Regions from separate parts of the Homo sapiens genome. Here region 1 is linked to region 2. A link is an interaction called in ENCODE POLR2A ChIA-PET data of the cell type or tissue named here. Cell type or tissue: OCI-LY7. All regions are shown on one strand. Each heading gives the region's core, and the rest is flanking DNA. Links, peaks and the distances in the headings are about the cores only. Region 1 overlaps APBB2 (amyloid beta precursor protein binding family B member 2). Region 2 overlaps APBB2 (amyloid beta precursor protein binding family B member 2).

What was found. ChIA-PET counts read pairs that join two places held together with the same protein. Peaks named below come from ENCODE experiments on the same cell type or tissue, not always from the same donor. Only the 100,000 strongest peaks of a DNase experiment are listed, where the experiment ranks them.
Region 1: POLR2A ChIA-PET joins it to region 2 with 7 read pairs; 4 of 35 experiments call an interaction of 5 or more read pairs at or near these places.

What each region holds. Positions count from the first base shown.
Region 1 is chr4:40,961,082-40,976,544 of GRCh38, forward strand. All of the region lies in intron 6 of APBB2 (amyloid beta precursor protein binding family B member 2), which reads right to left. Among named protein-coding and RNA genes, the nearest start is that of NSUN7, 220 kb to the left of the region's middle. RefSeq lists an enhancer at 5,088-6,050. In OCI-LY7, for the core only: no CTCF peak of the experiment used is centred there; no DNase peak of the experiment used is centred there.
Region 2 is chr4:41,181,225-41,196,687 of GRCh38, forward strand. The region is part of intron 1 of APBB2 (amyloid beta precursor protein binding family B member 2); the gene reads right to left. Among named protein-coding and RNA genes, the nearest start is that of APBB2, 26 kb to the right of the region's middle. RefSeq lists an enhancer at 8,303-8,382. In OCI-LY7, for the core only: no CTCF peak of the experiment used is centred there; a DNase peak (open chromatin) is centred at 8,647; H3K4me3 peaks cover 1,642 bases; H3K27ac peaks cover 2,662 bases.

The DNA.
Region 1 (15,463 bases), core at 3,434-11,433, 220 kb before region 2:
CCTGAGGTCTTTGTAGGGCAGAGCCATCATATTAGTGGACTGCTACTGCCAGGCTTCTATGTGAAAGGGAAGTACATTTTTATTGTAATAAGTCACAGTTATTTTGGGGTCTTGTATTACTAATAGTTGAAATTCATCCTATTTCATTCATCTCACAGCAAAAAACTAAATTCCAGGCCTAGTCTAGGAAAGAAACAGCTTCTAATGGATTAGCTTTGCAATCTCCTATTCAAACACAAACATATAGACATCTAAATTATAGAGTTGGGTTAAGAAATTGGAAATCATCATTCTCAGTAAACTATCGCAAGAACAAAAAACCAAACACCGCATATTCTCACTCATAGGTGGGAATTGAACAATGAGATCACATGGACACAGGAAGGGGAATATCACACTCTGGGGACTGTTGTGGGGTGGGGGGAGGGGGGAGGGATAGCATTGGGAGATATACCTAATGCTAGATGTCGAGTTAGTGGGTGCAGCGCACCAGCGTGGCACATGTATGCATATGTAACTAACCTGCACAATGTGCACATGTACCCTAAAACTTAAAGTATAATAATGAAAGAAAAAAAAAAGATGTAAAAAAAAAAAAAAAAAAAAAAAAAAAAAAAAAGAAACCAGTTTCCTGATTCTCATCTGGCCCAAGACTCCTTCTGAAACATCATATTGTTGGAATATAACTTCATCGGTTATGATTCATTCATTTTCCACCACCCACCAATCCAAGCATCTTAACCTCATTTCCAAGTATTGTCAAAAATGCAGACAAATGCAGACCAAATGCAGACACTGCATTGGGCTTATTTTTTCACAAACTTCAAGAAATACCTGCAGGATTCAGCCAACCACAAGCAACATCCAGTCATTAATCTGACTCAAGGTTTTCAATTTTTGATCTATGCCATTCTCCTCCTCAAGACCCTCCAATTCTAGGTCAAGAGAGGAAAGCAAACGTTCTCTAGAGGGTTAACAAAATGGCAAAACCAATTAGCTGCCACACACCTGTGGAATAGCTTGGTTTTTCTTTCCCAGCAATGAAAAAGTGATATGCAGAGCTCTGAGTTTTTCAAAGATGCAGGGGCTATTGACAGAAAGGAGGCAGGGGTATTTGTGGATCCCATCTGCCAGGGATGCATGTATAGAAACTGCCATTTTTTTTAACGCTTCTCAAAAATAGAATCTAGCATAAGACAATATTAGGTAATTGAGCCAAAATTCCAGGAAAGAACCAGTAAATGAAATAATTATTCTCAAAATTTTCAAACGATAATTCATGCTCAAAGTTTAGAAGGACATCCTCCTTTCTGTAAAGATGAGAACACAGAACTATTTGGTGTCTAAATTGTGAATTCTCGGTTGCAAAATGTTCAAAAAGGTCTCTTATCGATGCTATTAATCACAAATTGAACAGATCTAAGTTCCTTAAAGCAAAGACCAGACTTCTTGTTCTTTTTACTGTAATCAACCAAGGTACCGCAAACATGTCCCATACGTCATAGGTGGGCAATGTAAGTTTTCTGAATATAAGAGAATGTATTTAGGAGTGGTCCCCTTTTTTTCCTATCTCATTCTGAGAAACTACAAAGGTTGCCTAGATAGTATCTATATGAATGGGAAAGAGGAGGACAAAGAAGTGGGGGAAGGGAGGGAAGGAGGAAGGGAGGGATTCAGGTGGGGGTTGGGGAGTACATATCACCATACAGCCTGCCTGGGGAATCTGAGTCCTCCTTTGCTATGACATCCAAAAAAGATTCAGAAATGCTGTTTGCTATTTTTTATTCACCCACAAATGTACCAGTTAACCCACTAGGCCTCGAATTCCAGCCAGTAGCTAAAATTATTTTCCTATGAGAAAAACGCTCTTGAAGCGTTAGAGGTTTCTTATCTGCAGGGTCTCTGGGAAGGTTTCCAAATTTGTTACACTACAGAAATACTTTGGTTCTTTTTTTCCCCTTCCTCATTGCAAAATCTAAGCCTCTCGCTTGTGAAAATCTTGATTTATACCAGGTTTTTGTCCTGGGCTAGCTCCAGTTCCTTCTTTCTGGATCTACTGGTAGTTAGCGTCCATTTGTTAATGATGGTCTTTCTGCTCTTGAATTCTGGCATGTTCTAAGCATCTTCCTCCTCAAACTCATTCCATTACTTTTTCTTTTTTTCTTCCTTTCTTTTTTTTTTGAGACAGGGTATTGCTCTCTGTTGCCCAGGCCGGTGGGCAGTGGCACAAACATGGCTCACTGCAGCTTCAAACTCCTGGGCTCAAGCGATCTTCCCACCTCAGCTTCCTGAGTGGCTAGGACCACAGGTATGCACCATCACACCCAACTATGTTTTTTGATTTTCTAGCAAGACAGGGTCTCGCCATGTTGCCTAGGCTGGGCTCAGATTCCTGGGCTCAAGCGATCCTCCTGCTTTGGCCTCCCAAAGTGCTGGGATTACAGGCATGGGCCACCGCGCCCAGCCTCTATTACTTTTTCTATGAAAGGAATTACTATAAATGAAAGGCCTTTGAGAGAAGACTCTGCTCATCACACATAAATGATCCTTAGCTCTCAGAAGTGGGAATAGAGAAACATTCTTTGGAAGCAAATGAATCCGATGCTATATCAAAGTCTTCCTCACTGCTGACAAAAATACTGACAATAATCGCCTATTTTGGCAAACATCAGTGGGACCAAGTGCATGGCTGTGTCAAGAAGTTTGTCCTAGACAGCTGTTTGTGCTTTCTTCCTCATAGAAGAAAACACTGCGTGTCTTCCTGTGTTGCAGACATGCTTTGATGAATGAACTGAGTGCATTTACCCTTCTCTTTAGAAAATATTACAGTGGGAAGTACCCAACCATGGAGCCCAAAACAGAAAGGAATTGAAAGAAAATACAGAGTTTAAAAAATTTCCTTTGAAGAATGCAACAGTACAAGTTACTTTTAAAAGCAAGAATGCAGTTTCATCATGAATTTTCCATGGGCTTTCTTTTTGTTAAGGGTAATACCTTTTTTTATCCCTCCAACCCCCCACCAACTTTCTGCTTCCATGACTAACTCATTTAAAAAAAAAATAAATTCTGCTCTGCTGATAGAACAAGAACTGAAGATTTTCTTACTGTGACTAAAGGCTACATACACTTGTACTTGGCCCAGATTTCAACTGGTCACCCTGGAAAAGCTTGACCCTCTTTTGTGGCCACTGGGTCTGTTTGAGAAATACACCTACAAGCATTGAACTAGTAAGCTATCCCTAAAAAAACAGTCCATAACTGATTCACCTACCTGTCATCTGATTCAACCAACAATTGCAATGCTGTGTTTTTCACTGAGCAAAACCACGTAAAATTATATCCATACATTCATCAATAAAAATAAGATAAACAAATCATTTTTTTCCCCAAAAGAAGTAAACGACATACACCCTATGGCCCAGCAATATCGAGAGTGTATGCCACATGCCTTCTCATGCAGTTCAATTAGAGGAATGTGCGGGGTGCTCCCTGTGGTACTGGGAAAATGGGGGCAACCTGCAAGTCTATCACTCTACCAGGGGAAAGGTAAAATGTGTTGGATTCACAGAATGGAGCACCATCCAGCCACTGGAAACAATGCAGCCCATGTACACATAGCCTATGGATACATCTCCAAAACACAGTACACGGGGGAAAATACCCATTGAATAAACACACACACACACACACACACAACAATGCACATTGCAAGTATAGTTTTGAACAAAAAGTTACCCATTAAACACATTAGAATAGTAGCCGGTAGTGGTGGCTCACACCTGTAATCTTAGCACTTTGGGAGGCCAAGGCGGGCAGATCACGAGGTCAGGAGATCGAGACCATCCTGGCTAACACAGTGAAACCCCGTCTCTACTAAAAATATAAAAAATTAGCTGGGCGTGGTGGCACGTGCCTGTAGTCCCAGCTACTTGGGAGGCTGAGGCAAGAAAATTGCTTGAACTCGGGAGGTGGAGGTTGCAGTGAGATGATATCACTCCACTGCACTCCAGCCAGGGCGACAGAGCAAGACTCCATCTCAAAAAATTAAAAAAAAAAAAAAATGGTTGACTATGGGTGGAAAAACGTGGCAGCTAGGTAAGGAAATAACAGCAAGTAAACAAGTAAGTCCATTAAATAAGAGGGATGCTTTGCATGCGTGGAGCAGGGATGAAAATATATCACGAATTATGACATATAATTAACTGCTTACAATTTAAGTCCAAAACAAACTTGCATTTTTAGATTTATATATTTCCTTAACTGTAAAAATACTAATGAAAAGTCACCAAAGATACAGACATTGTTTAAATAATTATTGGAGGGGCCCAAGGCTCTGAAAAGCCCCAAGTTCTAGAGCTGTGCTGTCCAATAGGGGAGTCAGTGGCCACATGGGGCTACTGAGCATATTAAACGTGTCTAGTCCAAATTGAGATGTGCTGTCAGTATAAAACGCACATGAATTTGGAAAACAATAAAAAGGATATAAAATAATAATATTTATATGGATTCTATGTCAAAATGATATTTTTTATATATTGAGTTAAATAAAATAGATGATTAAAATTAACCTCGTCTATTGCTTTTTACTTATTTGAATGTGGCTATTAAATATTTAACATTAGGGATGTGGCTCACATTGTATTTCTAATGAATGGCAGTATTTTAGAGGCTTCCAGTGAGCCAGAGGTTCAAGAGAGATTCTTTTTATAAAATTTATTTGGAGCCTCAAATTGGAAGGTCCTGGAAAACATCATGTGGTCCCATGACTGGAAGGATACAAAACTTGTTCTGAATTAAATATTAAAATTCTAGGTAAGGAATGGCCAACAATTTTGAAGCACTCATAACGTTCTACTGCTCTCACTTTCAACACTTTTACCCTTCTCTAGAATTAATGCTGTTCTTTAGAAATTCAAGTCCAATCCTTGAAACTAAACACAAAGAATATCCTAATATAACTCATACTGAAACTATGATTTAAATTGGAAAAAACTGATAATTTACCAATATAGATGCACAAATATGTGACTTAAGCATCTACTACTGGGAGGTGTTTTTATAATCAAAATGACCTTTGTATTAACAATTTAGAGATTATATATTCAGTAATTCCTCCCCCCTCGTTCTTTCTCTCTGTCACATGTGTACTATTTTCCTCACACTCCTTTGTATGCACGAACTGCTATGTAGTAAAGGCTGCCACACTCTTTTATGACAAGATCCTTGCATTTTCGTCTTTGTGATGGCAGCGGTAGCCCATCTGGAGTGCTGCTATGATGCTGGCTGCAGTGGAGGAGGCATGGCCAGGGCTGTGGACTCCACCAGCCAGAGGGAGTTGGGAACAGGTGAATGCTGCCCCACCTTCCAAGTTGGAGGGAGGGGGGCACTACCCTCCTGGGCGCAGCTACAGCCACCCAGCTGCTAATGTGGACCCAGGCATCTCTGTACTCTTGGGGGCCTAGAAAGCCCCCTGCCCCTGCAGGCTCAGAAGTGCCTGTTCCTGCTGCCTGGCCTCTCCCCACTCCAATTTTGGAGCAGTTGTGGCTGAGCCTGGGCACTGTCACAACCTGGATGGGCATGTGCGTGCTTGAGGCAGTGCTGGCATACCAGCCCCCTGCTGCCTCAGCCCCCTCCAAACTTTGGGCACCAACAAGCACAGCAGAGAGGCTGAGGGGAGGTTAAGGGTGGCTCGGCACAGGTCTGCAGGCACCCCTCAGCATGAACAGCCTGGGCACCATGGGCACTGTGAATGGCAGGTTAATGGCGGCAGGAGGCAGATAGGCTCCTGGGCAGAAAGGGTCAGGTCCACAGTGAAACCGCACCTTCAGGCCAGGGACAACCAGAGGCCTAGGGGCTGGGCTGCCAGTTCCATGGACCAGGGTGAGAATTTATGGTGCTTTTTTAGGCCTGCCCATGGTCACTCATGGACCAGTCAGCATGCACTTCCTCCCCTCTGAAGCCCATAAAAACCCCAGGTTCAGCCAGACTCAGGCAGATGATGGGATCACCTGCCTGTGGAGAGGCGCTAACCCAGTGGGTTTCCTCTCTGCTGAGAGCTGGGCAGACAACAGGATGACCTGGCTGTGGAGAGGAGCTACCTACTGTGGGTCTCCTCTGAGCTGTTCTGTCACTCAATAAAGCACCTCTTCACCTTGCTCACCCTCTACTTGTCTGCATACCTCATTCTTCCTGGACGTAGGACAAGAACTCGGGACCTGCAGAATGGCAGGGCTGAAAGAGCTGTAACACAAACAGGGTTGAAACACGCCCCTTGCTTGCCACGTTGCAGGCAATGAGAAAAAGAGCTGCAGCCTTTTGGGGAGCCCAGGCCTAGGAGCTCCCTGAGCCAGGGCTATGACTCCCTCTTTGGGGCTCTGTGGTTCCTGGCATCTCCAAGCTTCTGGGCACCGATGCGTTTACTGGTGCCAGCCATGGAAGTTACTTGCAGTATGCCTGGTCCAGCCACAGCCTCACAGGGAGCCAGTACCCATGCCAGCACCTGGAGCTGCCTGCCCCACCACAGCTAGGTATGCCTGGCTGTGTGCAGTGGCCGGACCCCATGCTCACTCACACAGCCCTTGCCACTCGTGTCTGGCTCACTTTTGGCAGGTGTGGGATCCAGGCTAGAAGCGTGAGCCGAGTGCAGTCTCCCAGGCCAAGTGGGTGGAATGAGCCCAGCAGGCCCGAGCAAAACTCGGGCAAAGGTGCAACCAGCCAGAGGTTTCATGCCAGAAGAGCTACACCTCCAAGGATCCTGTGACATTTGTACCCCTAGCACTAAGCACAGTGCCTGGGACATAATGGTTAGACAACAGCTACCCATCAAGTGGAAGGGAGGGCTTTTAGAGGGGTAGGCTGAGATGCTGGGTAGAAATAGAGTCCGATAATTTACATTCTTGAGATAGCTTTTAAAAAGCATAAAAAGTGCCAAACACTGAGCAGTGTTTTCACATTTCATCAACAGCAGCAGCCACACTAACATTTACTGAAGTTCTGACAGTGTGCCAGGCACTGTTGTTCTAAGCACTTACTGTGTATCAGCAGCCCTTTAAGGTTGGTGTCATCTTCTCCCCATTTTACAGCAGAAACAGAGGAGGGAAGTAACTGACTACGGTCCCAGAGCTAGTAACAGTAGGCTGGGATTTGAGCCAGGCAGTCATATACCAGAACCTATGTTCCTGAGTACCTATTAGTCAATATATAAAATTGTATTTCAGAAACTGACTCCAGAAAAGTACAGTGCTCGTAGATGCATGCTCTGCTTGCTAACCTCCTTAACAGTGCCTCAGTCTACACTTTCCAGGGCCTCGCTTGGATTCAAAACTGGCTTTATGACTGCTTGTTGTGACTACAGTGCTTCCTCTAATCATACTACAGCTATTAATTTCTCATGAACATCCATTTCAACCAATTCTTGTTCCTCTTCCTGTGCAAAGTAAGATTTCCTTTAGAATGGCACTGCATGCAATGCCCTCTTCAATATGGCTTCTCCTCTCTTTGCCATCTCATTTCCTTATGCCCCATTCCAATCCAGTATCCAAATGGACACTCACTGGTCTCACAACATGCCTTACATATCTGTATCCCTGTGCCTTTGCTGGTCCTATGGGCTGGAATCTCCTGTTTTTCTATCTGACACTAAAACTTGTTCATTCTTCAAGGGTCACTTCCTCCACAAAACTTTTCCTAATCACCCACTGTTGAAATAAACCTGTTCCTCTCTTGATATGGTTTGGCTGTGTCCCCACCCAAACCTCATCTTGAATTGTAGCTCTCATAATTCCCACATGTTCTGGGAGGGACCTGGTGGGAGTTAATTGAATCATGGGGGAGGTTTCCCCCATACTGTTCTCATGGTGGTCAGTAAGTCTCACAAGGTCTGGTGGTTTTATAAGGGATTTCTCCTTTCGCTTGGCTCTCATTCTCTCTTGCCTGCTGTCATGTAAGACGTGTCTTTCGCCTTCCACCATGATTGTGAGGCCTCCCCAGCCACATGGAACTGTGAGTCCACTAAACCTCTTTTTCTTTATCAACTACCCAGTCTCAGATATGTCTTTTTCAGCAGTGTGAAAACAGACTAATACATCTCTGTACTACCATCTCCATTTAGAGACAAATTATTCAGGGCAAATTTCAACTTAGCATTATAGTTTCTAGTGTGACACACCCACCTCCTTTAGCTCCTACACCCTGAAGTTAAGGACCCTGAAGTTACATGTGTGAGATCCATAATAAATGCTTTTAAGAAGAAAATCTAATGAAAAGTGGAAGCTGTTTTTTGCAGGACTGTATGTACCACATTCATGAGTTTAGAATTTATTATACAGGCAACACAATGCTATCAAGAGTTTGGAGCAGGGAAATCCATATGTTTTCAGATTATTATTACTGACAACATAGACAACAGATGAGATGAATTTGTATAAGTGTAAAAAGCTATTTATCCTAACGTGTTCAAAAATTACATGTCAATAAGTGAAAATATGGAGCCAAAGTAACATATAATTATGAATTCTGCATCCCCATTTAATTTTGCTATCAATATAAATCAGTGATTAAAAACCCAGTCCCTGGATGTTTTAAAGAGTCCTTCCTCCCAGCGTGTAACTGTTGTCATGACAACATGACTTCCAGCTGTATCTCTGTGAACAAGCTTATGTTTAAAGGGAGAGGACAAGAATCAATCAGGTTAAATAAAGAATACATTGACCAGTTTTGGATTGTAAAGGGAACATGTTTCAACCCAAGGTTACCCAATATAATATCTTTAAAATCCCTTTAAGTAATAGAATCAGGCTGGGCTTTTTCAATCAATAAAATTGTGCTTGCATCTATATTCTTCACATATAATGATAACACATACTTAAGTGCTGTATAACAGCCCTGTAATTAGTCAGGGATTTTTCAAAACATATCCTGCCCTTACATGTATTGATATTACCCTAAACCTGCCTACGTCAGAGGGGATCCATCTTTTTTCTGCCCTCATCCTCATCCCTTCTACAGGATTGTTTTCTCATTAGGAAGCAACCGTTTATTCAAAGGAGATGGGGAAGAGGGATGAGGGCCCATTATCCTGGAAGTCCCTTAATCCTCCTACCCTCCCAAATCTTCTAAAAGTTGGACATCTTGGCATGACTATATAAATTAATTTGAAGATTATATGGGAACCACTAATTACTCCTTAATAAGGATCATGAATAAGTGAGAACTTGACTTAAACGTTTATGAACAAAATGAAAGACTTCCTTTCGCATGGCACTGCACTCGATGCCCCGTTTAGTATGGTTTCAATCTCATTTTTTTTCTCATTCTCCTCAGAATCAATTTCCTCATTTTTTCCAAGCATTGATTTTAGATTAACATTGCAACCTCTCCCCACTCCTCCTTTTTTTTTGAACCAAAGGCATTTAAACTAACTGCATTTGGGTTTTGTTTGTTTTAAGACTGAAGACAGCTTCATGCATCCATTCTACTTCAGCAATGGTCTTGCCAGTGAGACTAGAATGCTCTGACACCACGGGCTAGACTCAGAGTAGTTCTCCCGAGGGGTACTTCCTATCTCGGGACACATGAAAATGTATGGGAGTGATGGGTTCCCACAATGAGGCACCACTGGTAGGTAGAGGCCAGGCACACTAAGTGACCTGCAATGAGCAGGTCACGTTAGTTAAGGGTAACCCACTGCCCTCGTTTCCTGGAACCTGGCCAGTTTTAGCACTGCAAGTCCCACAAGCCAGGAAACCCCTCAGTCCCAGGCAAACCATCACCTTAAGTCCAGCAAAACCAAAGACTGTCCCTTCCCAAACATTGGAGGGCTTCCTCTCTCTCAGACAGTACATATACATTTGCCCCTATGTCTTCTAAGAATTCTCCAAGGTCCAATAACTAAACAGTCCCCTTCTGACTGTGCCATTTATTTACAGTTTATGTCTCAAGAGAAGAAGCATTTTCCTTCATACATACTTGTAACCTTAGAAGTTCCTAGTATGGGTGAACCTTCAAGCTCGCAATGATTCCTATACCAAGGCTATGAAACATCTTCTTATTGCTCAGTAGATTTCTACCGACTGATAAACTCCAGCAAAACATAACGGGGGCTATTAACACGATTCTTTCTTATGAGACTCGAACTCTAGGAGGAAGAAAAAAAATTAATCCTAAAATTTAAACATACTGAGAAACAAACCAGTGACTTTTTAAACCTGAATTCTCTTATCTTTCATCTCTTTCATTAATTTTTTTACAAGTAATTTCCTCCATTACTTTTAAGCTGAGAAGGCATGTTATAGTACTGACAAGTGCAAAAACTAAATTCTCTACTTATTCATTCGAATAAAGGACACAATAATTGAAGTGAGATCTCTAAGGATTACATTATACATCTTTATGCAGAAGCAGGAGGAGCTTTCTCTGGGAAAATGGTTATGTCAGCTGCTTTCCATTCTCTTTAAATTTTCCCATTCTGAGGCTATTAGATAACATAACCGCTCATGGCTTCTGCAATATTTTTCCCAGAAACGTTTTCCTTATATGGTCATCAAAGGAGCACTGATCTCTATTTAGCAATAGAACTTAAGAGGCCTGAAGGAGTTAATATCTCTAATTTAGTACTAGAAAATGTTTCAAAAGTAGAGAAAGAAAACCTATCATATATCCCCTTCTTTTGACACCTTTTGAGTCTTAATCTGACACCAGGTGGCAGATATTTTGCTTTAACATTAAAATTAGTGAAAGTAATCCCTTAAATTCTTGATCTACATTCAAACCATTGACTTATTAATAGGTATGAAAAGCCTATAGTGCATAATGAATCCTTTCATGTTCAGATTTGAGCTTCAACTTTAGCGCGTATCCTTACGGGACAATTAATTCATAAGAAGAGTGACCAGAGAAAACTAAAATATAATATTTGGTTTCAATCTCTAACATCGAACAAAAGTGCTCTCAACAAAAAATAAAATTCCCACAAATAAAAATCCACACTTAGATAAATTATAGACTATTTTTACTGCTCAATTTTATACAGGATTAATCCAACAATCCTTTAAAATAGCAAAATCCTGGCCGGCTGTGGTGGCTCATGCTTGTAATCCCAGCACTTTGGGAGGCCGAGGTGGGTGGATCACAGGGTCAGGAGATGGAGACCATCCTGGCTAACAAGGTGAAACCCCGTCTCCACTAAAAATACAAAAAATTAGCCAGGCGTGGTGGCGGGCGCCTGTAATCCCAGCTACTCGGGAGGCTGAGGCAGGAGAATGGCATGAACCCGGGAGGCAGAGCTTGCAGTGAGCCGAGATGGCGCCACTGCGCTCCAGCCTGGGTGACAGAGCGAGACTCCATCTCAAAAAAAAAAAAAATAATAATAAATAAATAAATAAAATAGCAAAATCCCTAATATATTTAATTTGTCCACTTTTATATACTTTAAGTCATCCACTAATTTTCAGAAACTCCTAAATAGTAAATACAAGGCACTCATTCATTCATTCATGTATTCATTCATCAGTTCATTCAATGCACATGTGCCAGGAACCAGGCATTGAACTAGGTGTTAGAAGTAAACAGAGGCAACCACACTGCTGACTTCACAAAGCTTGCAGTCCACAGGTGAAGAGTGGAATCCAGTTAGTAATTTCCAGTTACATTGTGTGTCATGAGAGAAGTAACGAATCCCATGAAGTTTTAACCCTAGTGAATACAGTTGGTGACATTAGACTATTAGCTCAATGAAGGCAAAGGATAGAGTCAATTTTGCTCAGTACTTATCCCCAGGGCCTGTCTAAGATTTGGCACTACAGTGAGTGCTTAATAAGAATTTGCTAAATGAATTCCACAGCCTTGAATCTTAGACTGCAACATAAACATTTCTAGATATTTTATATCCTTAATCAGAAGTATTTGTTGAGAACCAGTGGTATGTACAATAAACACTGTCTTACACATTAGATTCTTTCCTTCCCATAAACATATATTTGAATGACATATACATACCCCTTTTATCCCAAATGTGCAGAATATTCTCCAATTTCCCTTCCAGATCGACCCTCCCTCTTTTCCACCCTGCTGTGTATCCTGAGGTAAACTCTATGGACTACATCAATGAGCTCTCTTGGCAGGTTCGACCAATAAGAGGCTCAGCAAGTGATCAGAGAGCCTGGGAAAAGAAGGTCAGGATATTAACACCCCAGCTTCCTCTCTACCATGGCACAAGTTAGCCTGGACTAGTCAGGCCATCTTCTCAAATTCACAGGTGTCAATCTAGCTCTACCTGGGTTCCAAGAACTTTCTCTTGACTTAGCCCTTCAGGCCTGGACGTGCTAATGAAAACCTGCCGCTGCCAACCCTAGAAGCCTTCCCCATACCTTGGAAGTTTTTCTTAAGTGTGCTCTCACCCCTGTGTCTCACTGGAGTCATCACCTATTTCCCACCAGGTCTCTGATTCACACAGAAATGTATTACAGTTGTATTTATTTCCTAGGGCTGCTGTACCAAAGTATCACAAACTGAGTGGTTTAAAACAACAGAAATCTATCGTTCCATAGTTTTGAAGGCAAAAAGTCTAAAATCAAGGTGTTGGCAGGGCCATGCTCCCCTGCAAAACCATTAAGGAGGGATTCTTCCTTGCTGCTTTGAGCTTCTGGTAGTCCCAGACATTCCTTGGTTTGTGGCAGCACAACTGCAATCTCTGCCTGTCTTCACATATCCATCTTCCTCTGGATTCACCTGGCATTCTCTTTCTTCTGTGTGTGTGTCTGTCTCCAAATTTCCTTTTTTTTTTTTTTTTCCAGACAGAGTCTCACTCTGTCGCCCAGGTTGGAGTGCAGTGGCGCGATCTCGGCTCACTGCAACCTCCGCCCCCCAAGTTCAAGCAATTATCCTGCCTCAGCCTTCCGAGTAGCTGGGATTACAGGCACGCGCCACCACACCTGGCTAATTTTTTTGTATTTTTAGTAGAGACGGGGTTTCATTACGGTGGTCAGGCTGGTCTCGAACTCCTGACCTTGTGATCCACCCACCTTGGCCTCCAAAAGTGCTGGGATTACAGGTATGAGCCACTGCACCCAGCCAAATTTCCTCTTCTAAGAACACCACTAAATATTGGATTAGGACCACTCTAATGACCTTACCTTAACTTGATTACAGGTGCAATGACTCTCTTCCTACATAATGTCAGACTTATAGGTACCAGAGGTTAGCTCTTCAATGTATCTTTCTGGGCGGACACAATTCAACTTATTAATATAGTGAATGTACTCAGAGATACCAGAACTGTTTGAGGGTAGGGAGAAATCTTCACCACACTATACTCTCAGGTTTTAGCCCAGGGCCAAGGACACAGAAGGAGCAATACATGTGTGCTCAAACAGACCAACAAATCAGTAAACCAGTTAATAAATGGCATATACAGCTACTTTTTTAAAAGGAGAAAGATTTATAGTTTTATTATAGTAAACAGAGACTAAAAGAACAGAAGTTGCCTAACCACTTCTCTGTTATAGAATTATAAGAAGGGATGCTGAACTTACAGCTTGCCTATACATCCAATTTCAGGCATATCTAATTCCAATATCTCCATGAAGATCTGTCTGGAGAAGTAAACCTCTTTAATCTAACATGATCAGAGAATATCTACTGAACGACTCACTACTTTGGGCTGGATTCTAACATAAATTCTGAGAATACACAGTAAGAATGGCATACAGTCGCTGCCTTTAAGGAACTCACATTTCTAGTGGAGCCAAAGCAACCTTACATTACAAATGCCGAGGGGCATGTGCATTGATGCTCATTGATCATTTCTCTGCTTTATTAAAAAAAGTGCTCAAAACATGATTTTACTTACATACCCCTTTTATCCCAAATGTGCAGAATATTCTCCAATTTCTGCTACAACTGCTAACTGCTACAACAAGAGACACTTCAACCCTTTGTCTCTACCACTGCTAACTGACATGTCCTTTCAGCATTTAGGGTTTGGTCTGGGTCCCTCTCCTTCCTCCCCACCCCAATGCTAGGCTATCACTCCCTAATACCAGAGGGCTTGGTTCTATCAGCTTATTTTTTCTGCTGATCCGTCCTCCCACCATCCACTCTCTTCTAACCCACTGCAAATAATGTCTTGTCAACTATGAAACCATGTTAGAAATGTACATAAATCCGAGTAAACAGGCCTTGAGTAAGGGCCCAGAGAGTCTTCAATAAGTGAATTGAACGTGTTCCAGTATATGGACAACAGGGAATCTATCTTTGGTTTCTCAAAAGGCTTTCACCCTTTTTTTGGCTTCAAATTACTAATCCAGTTCTCCCCTCACTCCCCTGCACCACAGTGCTTTTCTATGTTGAGTACTAATCACAACCATTTTTGTCTAATTTTGTGTTTAATTATTGTCTGACTTCTGCAATAGAATTTCAGCTCCTTGAGGCTATAAACCTCATGGACGTATCATTAGCACAATCCCTGGTACATGCTGCACGTTATTAATAAATATCTTCCTCTTCTAACATTTATGAGTCCTTACTGCCCCAGGCACTGTATGAAATACTCCACATGCTTTATCTCATATAATCTTAGAGTTGGCCTAGCAAGAGAACCATCACGTCATGATGCCTTCCCTACAGTGCACACAAACAGCTTTCAGGTAAATAAAGAATTTAAATGTAGTAAGAAAACACACACACACACACACACACACACACACACACACAACAACCACTCTACTTTCCCCTATATAAACCTCATTCTCTACAAAAACAGAGAACAAATTCTCTACTGATTTCTTATTTCTTAACCCAGGACTTGGATTAACTGATTCTAGGGACTCTCATGAATACTTTCATTCTCATTTAATCCAAACCAGTAAATTTACATTACTCAAATGCTTTTTTTTTCTTTTTTTCCCCACACAATATAGAAATATGGAAATATTCAAAGACTTTTATTAAATGAATTTTTATCCTTCTTTCTGGCCAAAAATATTAGGAAAACTATCTGCAGTATGAAGATTTATACAAACTCATAAAATATTAATAATGTTTAAGGCTATTTTTGTTTCACATAAAACCTTCATTATTTCTCTCCTCTATAAAATTCAGTGCTACAGAGTTAATAGCATATAGAAAATTTACTAAAATTAGACTTTAATTTCAAATTATTATTTAGACATGAAAAAAACCAACAATGTTGAATATAAGCCAAAAATCCCAGTTTCATAGCAGCGAGTGGCAAGTTTAAAATGGTGCTTATTTTTAATTTTATGTGCAATGTATAATTTACTGTAAAAACTAAATCATATAATTAATGGAACTCACTATGAGAATTAGCTAAGATGCTAGTTGTTGATCTGACACCAGGGGGCAGACATTTTGCTTTAACTCTAAGGTTAGCTAAGGTATTCTAAATCTTTTAGTTAAGGGACTGGAGACCTTTCTTTGGGAATCATATTACCATAGGAATTTCCAA
Region 2 (15,463 bases), core at 4,869-12,868:
TGTGGGGAGTTGGGGAAGTTGCCAGGGGCAAGGCTACAACTCAAGGGCCCTTTTGTTTCACGCTACTCTTTCGGTTGCCTTTTTGGGTCTTCCGCTCCCTTACCTTGGATAATGGGAGACGATGAAACTCAAGTGGGTTAATTATACTTTGCTTATAACTCTTGATTTTAAGACACGTGAAAGAAGAAATTGAAACGTGCTTAAAATTGTTTTTGGATGTAAATTATCCCAAGAGCTAATTATGTATAATTTCTTCATTTTCTTTATTCATGCAAGTGAATCGCAGTAAACATCCTTTTAGGTCAAATATTTCTTCCCTTATGACTTCATGACTAATTCTATGTAAGCCTAACACACTCTTACTCCTTAAGAACTCAGTATTAATATACTATCCTGTTAGGAAGAAAGGAGCTAGAACTTGCTCGAAAGGGACTAGCATGGCCGGGCACAGTGGCTCACGCCTATAATTCCAGCACTTTGGGAGGCCGAGGAGAGTGGATCACCTGAGGTCAGGAGTTCGAGACCAGCCTGACCAACATGGAGCAACCCTGTCTCTACTAAAAATACAAAATTAGCCCGGCATGGTGGCAACATGCCTGTAATCCCAGCTACTCAGGAGGCTGAGGCAGAAGAATCGCTTGAACCTGGGAGGTGGAGATTGCGGTGAGTCGAGATCACGCCATTGCACCAGCCTGGGCAACAAGAGTGAAACTGTCTCAAAAAAAAAAAAAAAAAAAGAAAAAGAAAAAAGAAAGGGACTACCATAACATACTTTGGCATGAAGCCATCTTTACTCTGTAGAGTTAAATAACCTTGTAACAGAAAAGGAGGCGTGAGAAGTACCTAACTTCCCTTCTAAGAAGGTCACATAAAGATCTTTCCATCTCTAGCATCCTAGTGACTCCGCATCTCCAGGATAAACAAGGGAGAGACAGTTGTAAAGTCAAGGGCTGTCTATATTTACAGTCTCCATTTCTCTCCTCCCATTAAGCTCACTCCAATTAGGCTTTCATTCCTACCATTCTATCAAAACTGCTTGTCAAGATCACCAATGACCTCCATGTTGCCAAAGCCAATGGTCAATTTGAACCTTCATTCTACTGAATGATTACTCTAATTGCGAACATTCAGTACCTGCCTTCTTGGTGATCTCACCAAGGTAACCTTGGTTAATCTCACAGCTTCAAACACCTTCTACAAATTCATGATTTATAAATCACATCTCCAGTATTGGTGGTATAGTGGTGAACATAGCTGCCTTTCAAATCACATTTCCAGCTGAAACTTCTTTGAACTCTGGATTCCAGAATCTCTCATATATCCAACTGCCTATTCAATATCATCACATGAATAGCTATATTAATCTGTTTTCACACTGCTATGAAGAACTGCCTGAGACTGGGTAATTTATAAAGGAAAGACATTTAATTGACTCACAGATCAGCATGGCTGGGAGGCCTCAGGAAACTTACAATCATGGCAGAAGGTGAAGGGGAAGCAAGGCGCCTTCCTCACAAGGCAGCAGGAAGGAGAAGTGCCAAGCCAAGGGGGAAGAGCCCCTTATAAAACCATCAGATATTGTGAGAACTCACTGACTACCATTAGAACAGCATGGGGAAACCACCCCCATGATTCAATTACCTCTACCTACTTTCTCCCTTGACATGTGGGAATTATGGGGAATACAATTCAAGATGAGATTTGGGTGGGGTCACAAAGCCTAACCATACCAATGTCTAAGAAGCATCAGAAACCTAAGTCCTAAATCAAACTCCTAATGGTACCTCCAAACTGGCTTCTTCCAAGACCTTGCCCATCTCAGTAAATGGCAATTCCATTCTTGCAGTTGCCCAGGAGAGCCATCCTTGTCTATGCTTACATTCTCTTTCTCTCTCTCTCAGTCCATATCTAATTTATAAGGAAATTCTGTCAGCTGTACCTTATATCTGGAACCTGTCCACACCACCGCCCTCTCTAGCACCCTGGCCCAGCAATCACCATTGTCTCGCCTGGCTTTTTACAATGACTCTGCTTCCTCCTTTCATTCTATTCTCCACAAAACAGTGATCCTTTATAAACCTAAGTTGGATTGCATCATTCCTCTGCTCAAAACCCATTGACGGCTTTCCACCTGTTACAGGTTGAACTGTGTCCCTCAAAAATTCATATGTTACACTCTTAACCTCCAGTACCACAGAATGTGATCGTATTCAGAAATAATGTCATTGCAGATGTAATTAGTTAAGATGAGGTCATTTAGGTGGGCCCCAATTCCAATATGAATGATGTCCTTATAAAAAGGGAAAATTTGGACACAGAGACACATACATAGGGAGAACACCATGTGAAGATGAAGGCAGAGATCTATAAGCCAAGGAATGCCACATATTGCCAGGAAACCACCAAGAGCTAGGAGAGAGGGATGGAACAGATTCTCTTTCTCTCATGATCTTCAGAAGGAACCAACTCTACCAATAACCTGAGTCAGACTTCCAGCCTCCAGAACTGTAAAACAATAATTTGTGTTGTTTAAGCCAGTTGTCCCCAACCTTTTTGGCACCAAGAAGTTGTTTCATGGAAGACAATTTTTCTATGGACTGGGGGAGTTGCAGGGGGTGGGAGGGGGCGGTTCATGATGATTCAAGCGCACTACAGTTATTGTGCACTTTATTTCTATTATTATTTCATTGTAATTTATAATGAAATAATTATACAACTCATCACAATGTAGAATCAGTGGGAGCCCTGAGCTTGTTTTCCTGCAACTAGATGGTCCCATCTGGGAGTGATGGGAGACAGCGACAGATCATCAGGCATTAGATTCCCATAAAGAGCGTACAACCTAGATCCCTCACATGTGCAGTTCACAATAGGATTCGTGCTCCTTAGAGAATCTAAGGCCACCACTGATCTGACAGGGGGCAGAGCTCAGGTGGTAATGAGAGCCATGGGGAGCGGCTGTAAATACATATGAAGCTTCATTCGCTGGCCTGCCACTCTCCTCTTGCTGTGTGGCCCAGTTGCTAACAGGCCACAGACCAGTATCCCTGGCTGGGGGTAGAAGACCCCTGGGTTAAGCCACCCAGTTTATAGTAGTTTGTTACAGCAGCCCTAGCAAAGTAATACACCACCTCATAAAGGATAAAAGGCAATGGCCAAAAGACCCTACATGCTCATACCCTAGCTCACACACTGGCCCCCTTATTGTTCCTCCAACAGGCCAGGCTCATGTCTAGCCTTTGCTCTAGCTCTTCCCTGGGCTTAGACCACTCTGCCCCAGAGCCCTTAATTCCTTTAGACCTCTGTTTAAATAGCTCCTTAAGGCCTTCTCCTCCCTCCAACACTGTCTGTCCCCCTCATCCACTTTATTTTTCTCCATTGTGTGTCACCACCAGGTACTTTAAGTACTTATTGTGGCAGACTGGGAGATGCATTGCTAGATCCCCCAATAAAGAAAGAACTTGCTGAGCAAATGCAGGTAAACAGCGTCCATGACTCAGTTCCTTGGGGTCAGCCTTGGCTACAGAGTGCAGCCTCACCTGCCTGAGGTCACATCCTTCCCAGGGTAGTCCACACCTCTGTGTGGGACACTCTGAGAGGTGACATTCACTGCAGAGCTCTCTGGAAGGTTGGCAGAGACTCCGCCAAACCTGCATCACAGCTCAGCTTCTTCCCCTGCACAATTCTCCTTCCACCTCCTGTTCACAGGAATTGATCGCAAATAAACATCCTGCTTCCCAAACTCCATTTCAGCGTCCGCCTGTGGAGAATCCAACCTGAGACACTTATCTATCTCCCTTCACTAGAGTGTAATCTTACTGAGGGCAGGAACTTTGTTTCATTGTATCCCCAAAGCCTAAAATGGCACCTCGCAGGAAAGGAGAAATGATTGAATGGAAATATATGGATGGATGAAGGAGAGCAGAAAGAAGAAAGGGCAATAAGTATTTGGATAGATGACTGGCCCCTGGATACAACAAAAGCATCTTAATATGGTTATTATGTATCACAAAGCAAAAGGAATACACAGCATTACAATGAAGCTGTGTGAGGTTTCTAAAATGCACATTGCTATTGATTTCAGAGAATCTTAAAAACAATGTGTACTAAGTTTTCCTAAGGTTCACTTCTTCTCTTGATGCCCATGACCTTTCCCCCTAAGATTTCAAATTTCACAACCACAAGATCTACCATAAAGAGGGTTTCAGGACCCTAACCTTTAAGGTAGGGAATATGCTGTATAGTAACTGTTCAATCACTCTGTGACACCTTTATGTAATTCTTAACTCCCATTTCAAAGAAAACTCTGCTCTGCACATTATCATTATAAATAGTTTATTATAGCTTTTCTTCTTTATTGACTATGTCAAATAAAATAGTATTTTTTTCATTCAAAATAGTATTTCTTTCTTTCTCAGAGAATTGGCCTTCACTTTATTGCAACATCTTAATTGCATTTGGCTCTGGAAAGTGATTTAAAATAGATTTTCCATGCCCTATAACCGGCTAGTCATTTAGACCAAATAAAGCTGATTTCTACCTGGTCACGTACTTCATGCCAATTCCATCAGAATGTGTTAAGCCTGACTATAAAGTAATAGAGCTGAGGAGTGTTGTGTGTGTTTGGTTTAGAATCACTTTCATTTCTTTACACAGCACTGCACGATGAGATTTCAAGTGAAAAATGTAAAGTCATGTTTAATACCAAAAACACCCCCAACAAAAACAACAAATCACCCCCACACTAGAGCTACTATACTGGTCTGTAACTACTCTACCACACTCTAAGGCAAATTGATTCACAACAGTGTCTGTATGTTTATAGCACAAGAATGTCTTACACAGATGTACCCGAAATATTTTATAACCATAAATATGAATAACAGAGTCTTCCTAGTCAGACCTATCTAATTTCATCAGCCTTCTGAAATTATATCTTTCACTAAAGCAGCCTCAGGGTACAAATGCAATAAGATAACATTAATTAAAATACATAAAACCATCCAGGAGTAGCAAGTAGTATACTATGTTTTTTTAAAGAGCAGAAATTGAACTAAAAATAGTAATCACTATTTTGCCAGCTCAAAAAGCTAGGTCTTACATAGTGCCTGAAGCTACAATTCTATTACTACCAAGGTAGGATAATAATTAGTATGTTATTCACTTGTCTGGTATGCACCTAGCTTTGCAGGGCTGTGTATGTATGCTCACTTTGCAGCTAAGACCTTCGGTTCTCAGCAACCTGTTTGCCATTAAGCAGATTCCAAGAAGTTCAAAAATACAATGTGTCAACCCTTACACTATGTCAACAACTGTTTCACTCAAAAAAATGCAGAGTCTATACAATCCTATGGAAACACTCAGTATTACCACTGTTGTAGTTCAGATCTCTACTTTATCTGGAAACAAATTACTGCTGACTAGAAATAAAGCACCATCATTACCCATACCCTTGACTTACATTGCAATAAACCCACCATAAATTGAAAATATCATGAGTAAAAAATGCATTTAATACAGCACTATTATTATTACTAACTACAACTACTTTTGCACTGTTGGGTGTTCACAGCAACCCTATCAGGTAGGTATTAATCGATAAACATGCTCAATGCCATACAACTAGGACATTATGAAGCCAGAGCTGATACCTAAACTTGTCAGACTCCAAATCCATGCATTTGACTGTACTATATGTTCCTTTGAAATGCAAACAAATATTTAAGATGCATAGCAACAAAGAACTTAATTTTATCACTAAAATTCCTAGCTTCTGCACACATATAGGAATCATCAATATGAGAATGCTATTTTGTATTTTGTGTTTTCATTTAAGATTATTTCAAGTTTTAGCAAACAACCCCAGCACAGAAATAAAATCAAGTCAGAGATGAGCTTCTGTAAGAACTGTTTTCCTAATGAAGTGAAGATACAATGATACAAAATAAGATCTCAGGTAGCAAAAGGCAGCAGTCCTTTACTTGCCAAATATTAAAATGTAACACCTATCAAAATGGTGGGATTTCAGGTGATTTTTTAAAAAATGGCTTTTTATACTTTGTTATTTACTGCTGTGTTTCCTACTAAAAACCATGCCATTTTTATAACATGAAAAAAGATAAGAGTCTTTTAAATTTGAGAAAAACAAACAACATTAATAATACACAGTTGTACCAATAGGCTAATATTATACACACAAACTTAAGTTCAGAGCTTATCTGCAGAAGTCATACACAGATAGGAGATAAATGAATTTAATGACCATGGGCTATGAATTCAGAAGGCTTTGTTATCTTTACCAAACCATCAAGTACAATTCATGTTACCCTGGACGACTGTTCAGCTCATCAGAGACCCTATTTCCTCATTTGCAAAAAAGAATACTGTAATACTATCTATTGAACATGGTCATTGTAAGAATTAAATAAGCAACACAGACATTTATGTACACACATACACATTCATAAACTGTTAAGTGCCAACCAAGAGTTATTTATTATTATCAACCAAAACTTTTAAAATCTAAACTGAAAGATCCTTAAACAGACAGTACTCTCAATTCATTTATGTGACATGAGTTATCCATTTGTACTTTAGCTTCTTTTGTAATCCAAATCTCACTGCAGAGGCAAAGGAAAAAAGTTTCTATGTATGCATGTATGTATATATGTGTATACATACATAAACATCTATTGAGATTTATATATTTATATTTTTCCCAAATGAGATCCTCAATAGCATGAAAAATCATTACTCCTTAACTCTTTCCAATACATATTTATGCAAAAGAGTTTAGACTGTATAATACAGCCAGTTTTAAATCAGATTTCCATTCAATTCACATTAAAGTGCCTATAAACTGTGATAGGTGCTTTTAGTTATGTATCTTTCTATTCTAGGGGAACATGTGGAGGTTGGCTTGTAGAAAAGAAAATCTAGAGACAGAACAACCAATTAGCAGGCTTTGCCATCATGAAGGTGAGAAAAAAATGAAGACATCTGGGGACTGAAAAAGAAAACAGGTTCCAGAGACATTTCCAGCCCTATTGACAAGCTACCTCCATGAAGTAAAAGAAAAGAATCTTAAAGAGGCAGGAAGATTTCCAGCTGTGGTGCCTGTTGCAGACTGAATGTTTGTTCCCCTCCAAAATTCATGTGTTGGAATCCCAACTCCAAATGTGATGGTACTGGGAGGTGGGGTCTTTAAGAGGTGATTAGATCACGAGGGTACAGCCCTCATGGATGGGATTTGTGCCCTTATAAAAGATCCTCTACGAGCTTTCTGGCCCTTTTCTGCCATGTGAGGACACAGTGAGAAGATGGCCATCTATGAGCCAGAAAGCAGGACCCTAATCTGCCAGCACCTTCATCTCGAACGTTTTCCAGCTTCCCGAACTGTGAGAAATAAGTGTCTGTTGTTTTAGAGTATTTTGTTACAGCAGCCTGAACAGACTAAAACAGTGCCTGTGGGTGTGGGGATGCTTATGTGAACTAAGGTAAGGAACAAAGGCAGTTCTAACCGGGTTAAAAGTGGTGGCAACTAGCAGGGTGTGGTGGCACGTGCCTGTAGTCTGGGCTACTAGGGAGGCTGAGGCGGGAGGTTTGCTTGAGCCTGGGAGGCACAGATGCAGTGAGCCAAGATCATGCCACTGCACTCCAGCCTAGGTGACAGTGAGACCCCGTCTCAATTCAAAAAAAGAAAAAGTGGTGGCAACATACATGGCTGGTAGGAATGTAAACTGGAACCACCAATTTGGAAGACTTTATTAAACAACCTACACACCCCTTACAATTCAGCAATCCTACTCCTAAGAATATACCTAACAGAAATGCCTGGTAAGTGTCTACCAAAGGCAAATACAAGAATATTCATAGCATCATTATTCCCAGTAGCCATAAACTGGAAAACCAAATGTCTGTCAACAGTAAAGTGGATAGGCTGAAGTATATTCATATAATATATACAGTGGGAAAAACATGAGCTGTTGCTACTCACAACAACGTGGATGGTTGCACAGACGTGGTCAGAATGAAAGCACATACTGAATCACTTCATGATTCCATTTACACCAAGTTCAAAGAGGGAACACTTGCCTACAGTGATAAAGATACAATGGGAGGGGTACTGTCTGGAAGGGGCAGGAGGAAGGCCACAGGAGGGATAGGAATGTTATCTATCTTGACCTGGGTAATGGCTAAACAGTTGCATATATATGGAAAAATCAAGCAGTACACCTAAGATCTGTGTGCTTTCCCTTAATGTAAAAGGTTAATGGGTAAATAAAAGTCTCCCAGCCCCAGAGCATTACAGTGACAGTAAATCCCCTCCGAAAACAGCTCTCTGGCTGCTGCTACCTAACAATAAAACAGCCTAACCTCAGAAAATCAAGCAATAAAAGCATCTCAACAAATTAAAGTCCTCAGTACAAGTAAATAGCGGTATACTTCTCTCTCCTGAGGAAGTCATTAGCTAAGTATTCTGGACATGGCTCAGATTCTTCAGCCATAGAACTGTGGTCCTTACATAGTAAGTCATTTCCTTTCTTCTTCTTTCTCTAACACCCCAGACAAAACTAACTGATCCCTCCTCTGTGTTACATGAACAGGTTTCTCCACGATAACACTTACTGTCTGTGAACCCCTGGGAGACAGGCCTGGGGCCCATTCTCTTTTGTCTCCTAAGCACCTGCACGTTGCCTCAGCACAGGGTTGAAAATCTGTAACTGTTTCCTGAATTTAGTAAACAATTCAGCATGTCTTCAAATAGAAGTCCCTTAAAAATTCATGGCTAAAAATCAAAAGTCACATCTTCTTTCATTAATATTTAATTATCCAAATAGGTCCAATCTTACACGTGCTATTATTTTTTTTCATTAGAAAGTTGATAATCCCCCAGTGTTATAATCCTTGAAGAAATAAAAATGTCCCATAGTTTAACATACTGCTTAGTATTATTTCATTGTAGTATATTTGCTTTCTAAAACTTACTATATCAAAAGAATTTCCTACATAGGCTATTTTTTTTTTTTTTTTTTTTTTTTTTTTGAGATGGAGTCTTGTTCCGTCGCCCAGGCTGGAGCGCAGTGCCGCGATCTCGGCTCACTGCAACCTCCACCTCCCAGGTTCAAGCAATTCTCTGCCTCAGCCCGCGAGTAGCTGGGATTACAGGCACCCACCACCACACACGGCTAATTTTTATATTTTTAGTAGACACAGGGTTTCACCGTGTTGGCCAGGCTGGTCTTCAAACTCTTGACCTTGTGATCCACCTGCCTCAGCCTCCCAAAGCTCTGGGATTACAGGTTGTGAGGCACCGCACCCAGCTACAAAGGCTATTTCTTAAAGTTCTGTGATTATCTCCTCAGAAGAGGTAGGAAAAGAAGAGCAAGTATCCAGCATGGAAAAGGGATATGCATCCACCTTTGTATTATTAGGTTTGGATACTAAGTGTATTTTGTTGCATAGATTATGCACAAGACAACTTCATACTAATCACACATACCTGTCCATAAAAACACGGCTTGACTCCTGGAGTCAGCTAAACTTTACCTCCAAAGTAACATAAAGTGGTTGCGCCATACAAAGTAAAACACTTTAAGAAGATCTGAAAAGAAAAAAGCCAAAGAAAGCTAATCCTCTACTTCTGATTAAGGAGCTTTGAAGAAATGGACCAACGCTGGTCTGCTGTTTCTGATGAACGAGAGCAGCAAAAAGGCTAGCAGAAGAAAAACCAGAGAGCTGTGGTTGGCCCATCATTTCCCATGTGGACCATGCTTTGAGACCCAACCTGATCGATTCAATTCTCTCTGAGGAGAAGCTTGGCAGGGACCCAGCGGAGTCAGGTCACACCCAAGAGGTCAAAAACATCTCAATGACAGCAGCCTTGCCTATCCAGGAAGGAGAACGCTCAGACTGATAAAATATTTCACTCATGGGACCAGAGGACTGGAGTGGGGAGGATGAGGAGGGTGGACAACTTCTACCACATGTATTTTCCTCCTTTGTCCACTTTAACCAATAAACAGCCTTCTCTCCCCCTTATTAATGCCTATGTGCTTAACATAATCGAACCACGTGGCTAGGTTATGAACAATCTGCAACAATCTAATTCCCCTGCCCAACCTGGTGTCCACTGACAACATCAACAGCTATCAAATCTTTTTAAAGTTTATTTCTACGCATTCATTTATTTTTATTTCTCCCCCAACCCTCCTTTAAAAATCCAAGTGTGAAAGAAGATGGTTCTATAGAGTCAACTAATATTTCACAAGCACACTAAGAAGACACAATGGGGAAAGGATAGTCTCCTCAATAAACAGTACTAGGAAAACTGGATTTCCACACACAAAAGGACAAAACTGGACCCTTATCTTATACCATACATAAAAATCAACTCAAAATGGATAAAAGACCTAAACATAATACCCGAAACCATAAAGACTCCCAGAAGAGAACATAAGGGAAAAGTTCCTTAACACTGGCCTTGGCAATGATTTTTTGGATATGACGCCAAAAGCCTGGGTCATAAAAGCAAAAATTAATAAATGGGACTACATCAAACTACATCAAAACCTTTTCTGCACAGCAAAGAAAACAATCAACAAAATGAAATGGCAACCTATGAGACTGGGAAAAAGCATTTGCAAACCATATACCTAATATGGCGGTCACGATCCAAAATTTATAAAGAACTCATACAACTCAATAGTAGAAAAATAAATAACCTGATAAAAAATGAATAAGTCACCTGGATAGACATTTTTCCTAAAGAAGACATAAAAATGGCCAACAGATATATGAAAAGAAACTCAACATCAATTAATCATCAAGGAAATGCAAATTGAAATTAAAAGCACTATGAGGTACCACCTCACACCCATTAGGAATGCTGTTGTCAAAAAAGTCAAGAGATAACAAATGTTGTTGAAGGTGTGGAGAAAAGGGAACGTTTGTACACTGTTGGTGGGAATATAGACTGGTGTAGTCATTATGGAAAACAGTATGGAGGTTACCAAAGAAACTCAAAACAGAACTACTATAGGAGCCAGCAATCCCTCTTCTGGGCATATACCCAAAGGAAATGAAATCACCATCTCATTAAGATATCTGCAGTGCCATGTTCATTGTAGGATTACTTACAATAGCCAAGATACGGAAACAACCTAAGTGTCCATCTACAAAGGAACAGATAAAGAAACTGTGATATATTCATGCAACAGAATATTATTCTGCCTTAAAAAAGGGGATCTTGCCATTGGCCACAACATGGACGAACCTAGAAGATATTATGCTAAGTGGTATTATACCAGACACGGAAAGAAAAACACCACATGATCTCACTTATATGTGGAATCTTAAAAAAAAATTTAATATCAAACATACAGAGATAGAGAATAAAACAGTGGAATGGAATGGGGGAGGTGGGGAAATATAGGTTCAGAGGATACAAAGTAGCAGATATGTAGGATGAACAAGACTAGGAATCTAACGAACTGTACTATATTTGGGATTCCTGATAAATGAACAGATTTTAGCTGCTCTTGGCACAAAAACAAAACAAAAAAAATGGGGAACTGTGAGATGATGGATATGTTAATTTGGTTCACTATAGTAATGATTTTACACTCTCTATGTATCATACCATAACATCATGTTGTACACCTTATAAATGATTTTTTTAAATAATCTTTTTTATAAAAAGAAGAGGGTTCTCACCAATCCAAGTCACTCGCCAAGTGGGGTGGCCTGAGAGCCACAGGTTAAAGGCACCATTTGATTTCTAGTAGTGAGCTTGACAATGAACGTGTTCACAGTGAAACCTAAAGGCTTACTGGCTAAGAAACTGTATTTAAAATTTTAAAATACAAAAGCAAAAACTGGTTGAGCTCTAGTTTCAGTTCACCTATTTTATGCGCTAAAATTGTCTAACTTCAATATCCTGTTATAGATAACCAAAGCATATTTATTTAAATAATGTACCTCTCAATCTTTTTTGTCCACCAACTAACTTAACAGTAAAATAGGGAAAAGATGATAAAGACCTGGAAAAAGAACAAATGTAACTGGCACATACTCTGTGACAGGCCTCTTAGGCACTTTACATATGTTATTTCCTATAAGCCCCACAACAACCTTTCAAGGAGGCAATTACTATTTTCAGTCCTCTGGATGAAGAAAGCTGGGATGCATAAAGCTTAGGTCACTTGTCCAAGGTCACAGCTGGTGACAAAGCTAGGATATGCAGAAAGAACTGAAGGGCACCAAAACCTCAGTCCTACCCCTAGACCATGGTACTCCCACAGGCCCTCCTGAGCTCTCCGAATGGAAACCAGGGACTCCCCAAGGTAAGCTACTTTTTGTCAGTGAGCTTAACATGTTCCTTGCGGAGGCTGCTGTTTTCTGCATTATTACTTCTGCAGGTCTCCCAGGACCCAGTTGGATACAGAACCACCACTGCTGCTGTTACAGCAACTGTCTGAAAAACACAGGATAGCCCTAGGCAGGGTAGAAGAGTCTGGGTAGAGAGAGAGAGGGAGAGAGAGAGAGAAAACACACCCATGCACTCACACTAGCAAGTAGTTGTAAGAGGGTGTATGTTGAATGGCACAAGTAAAAATAGTAAAAATAACTGCAATAATGGAGAAGTAAAGATAAATCTGAAAACATCTAGAACAGTGTTCGCATTTCTTTTCTGATGGGTGTGGTAGGAATATCAGTATCTAGAACATTAGTCCCCACTTTTTAGATTATTTGTATATTTGAAATATTTTGTTAAGAGTGAAATTGAGGCCAGGCAGTGGCTCAAGCTTGTAATCCAAGAACTTCGGGAGGCCAAGGCGGGAGGATCACTTGAGCCCGAACTTTGAGCCCAATCTTTGAGGAGTTTGAAACCATTCTGGGCAACACAGTGAGACTGCATCTCTACAAAAAAAAAAAAAATTGTTTTAATTAGCTGGATGTGATGGTGTGTGCCTGTCTTCCCAGTTACTCCGGGGGCTGAGGCAGGAAGACTGCTTGAACCCAGGAGTTCAAGGCTGCAATGAGCCATGATTGTGCCACTGCACTCCAGCCTGGGCAACAGAGCGAAACTCTCTCTCAAAAAAGAAAAGAAGAGAGATCATTTATAGATACAGATATACAGATATCAGTATAGATAAAATAAATATACACATCTGGGGCCGGTCACAGTGGCTCATGCCTGTAATCCCAGCACTTTGGGAGGCCACGGCAGGTGGACTGCTTGAGCCCAGGAGTTTGAGACCAGCTTGGGCAAGATGGCAAAACCCTGTCTCTACCAAAAATACAAAAATTAGCCGGGCATGGTGGCAGGCGCCTGTAGTCCCCGCTACGTGGGAGAATCGTCTGAGGATGGATGGCCACAGTGAGGTAAGATCATGTCACCGCACTCTAGCCTTGGTGACAGAGCAAGACCTTGCCTCAAAAAATAAAATAAAATAAAATAAATACACACATCTGAAAGGTTATCCAGACTATTAACTATTAACAATGAGACCTCTAGGGTATGGGAAGAGAGAACAGAGGAATTTGTACTGAATACTTAAAACAATTCTGTATATTGAAGTAAGATAAAATCTAAGGAATACTCACTCACTCGTTTTTCTTTTTTTAATTTTTTCTTTTTTTATTTACGTAATATTGGATCACTCATAAGTTTTCAGTGGTTAATTACTACAGTTTAAGAAGACGTGTGATTTATTTTTAGATCTGACCCAGCAGATCATACCTCTCCCTTGAATTACATGGTCTTCTTTTGGCTTCTAAGATGTCACACTCCTGTCTTAGTGGCCACTGCTCCTCAAGCCCCCTTTGCTAGCTCTTCCTCATCTGTCCAGCCCTAACCTGACCGTGCTATGTAAGTCTTCTCCGTCTTCACCCCCTCCCTGGGTGACCGTTATACTCCCAAACCTACAGGCCCCTCTCAGACCTCTGCCCTAAGCTCTAAACTCGTAAGTCCAACTGCCCAGTCCATATCACCACTAGGATGCTGATGAAACACCTCAAATGATGGTATCCATGGCTGAAATCCCCACCAAAACCAGCTCCATTCCATCTCCATTCACAGCAGCCTCCTGCTTCCAGCTGCTCCGACTAAGATCCTCAGAATTGTCCTTGACTCCTCTCTTTCTATCACACCCCACATTCAGTCCATCAACAAACCGTGCTCGCTCCACTTTGAACAAATATTCAGAATCCAGTCATTTCTTGCCACTTCCACTGCTCCTACCTGCATCCAGTTCTCCACCATTCTCCCAAACCAGATTACCACACAAGAGCCTCGCCACAGGTCTCCCTGATCCACCTCAGCACCCCTAAAGTCTGTTCTCACCACAGCTGCCACAGGACCCTCATAAAATGTAAGTTAGATTGTTACCCTTGCCTGGAGCCTTCACATCTTCGTTGGCAGCAAAGTCAAGGCCCTTTCCGTGTCCTAAACAGCCCTACAGGTTGTTTTCCCACCTTCAGCCCTACCCTTAGATCCTTCTGACTCCTCTGCTCCTCCTCCCCTCACTGATCCCATTCCCACCCTGCTGACATCCTCCACTCCTGGAATACCCCTTCCCGCCATATGCACAACCCAGGGGATCCTCCCTCAACTCTTTCAAGTCCTCTCCTCGATTTAAAAATCACATCCCGGCCAGGCTCAGTGGCTCATGCCTGTAATCCCAGCACTTTGGGAGGCCAAGGCGGGCAGATCACAAGGTCAGGAGATCGAGACCATCCTGGCTAACACGGTGAAACCCCGTCTCTACCGAAACTACAAAAAATTAGCTGGGTGTGGTGGCGGCGCCTGTAGTCCCAGCTACTTGGGAGGCTGAGGCAAGAGAATGGCGTGAACCCGGGAGGCGGAGCTTGCAGTGAGCCAAGATCCCGCCACTGCACTCCAGCCTGGTCGACAGAGCAAGACTCCGTCTCAAAAAAAAAAAAATCACATCCCCTCCTAGCCCATCCCATGATCACCCATCCCCCCGTCTAGTTCATTTTTCATCACAGCACTTACAGTTTGTAATGTCAATTACGTACTATGGTTAGTTACTGTCTATAGTCCTGACACTGGGTGCAAGTGCCACCAAAGTTCAGATTTTCATCTGTTGTGTCCACTTACTATACCCCTAGCACCTAGTGGGTACTCAATAAACACATGCTGGATGAATACATAGGTAACCTTTGCCCAGCCACTTATTATCGCAAAGATTTTAAACACATTCAATGCAAAAAAATTCCATTATCACCATTTTGCTGTTTTTGTCTGGAACTTTCCAAAACAATTTTCAATTAAGCATCTCCCCCAAAACCTCACTGCCCCACATCCAGTGCTGGTCTTTGCTGTTCCTGTCGTTGAGAAAAGCCCCCTGCTTTTTTTTTTTTTTTTTTTTTTTGCAAGTGGGGAGAGGCTTAGAAGGTTTGACCACAAGTGTTAACAATTATCTCCAAATGTTGAAAT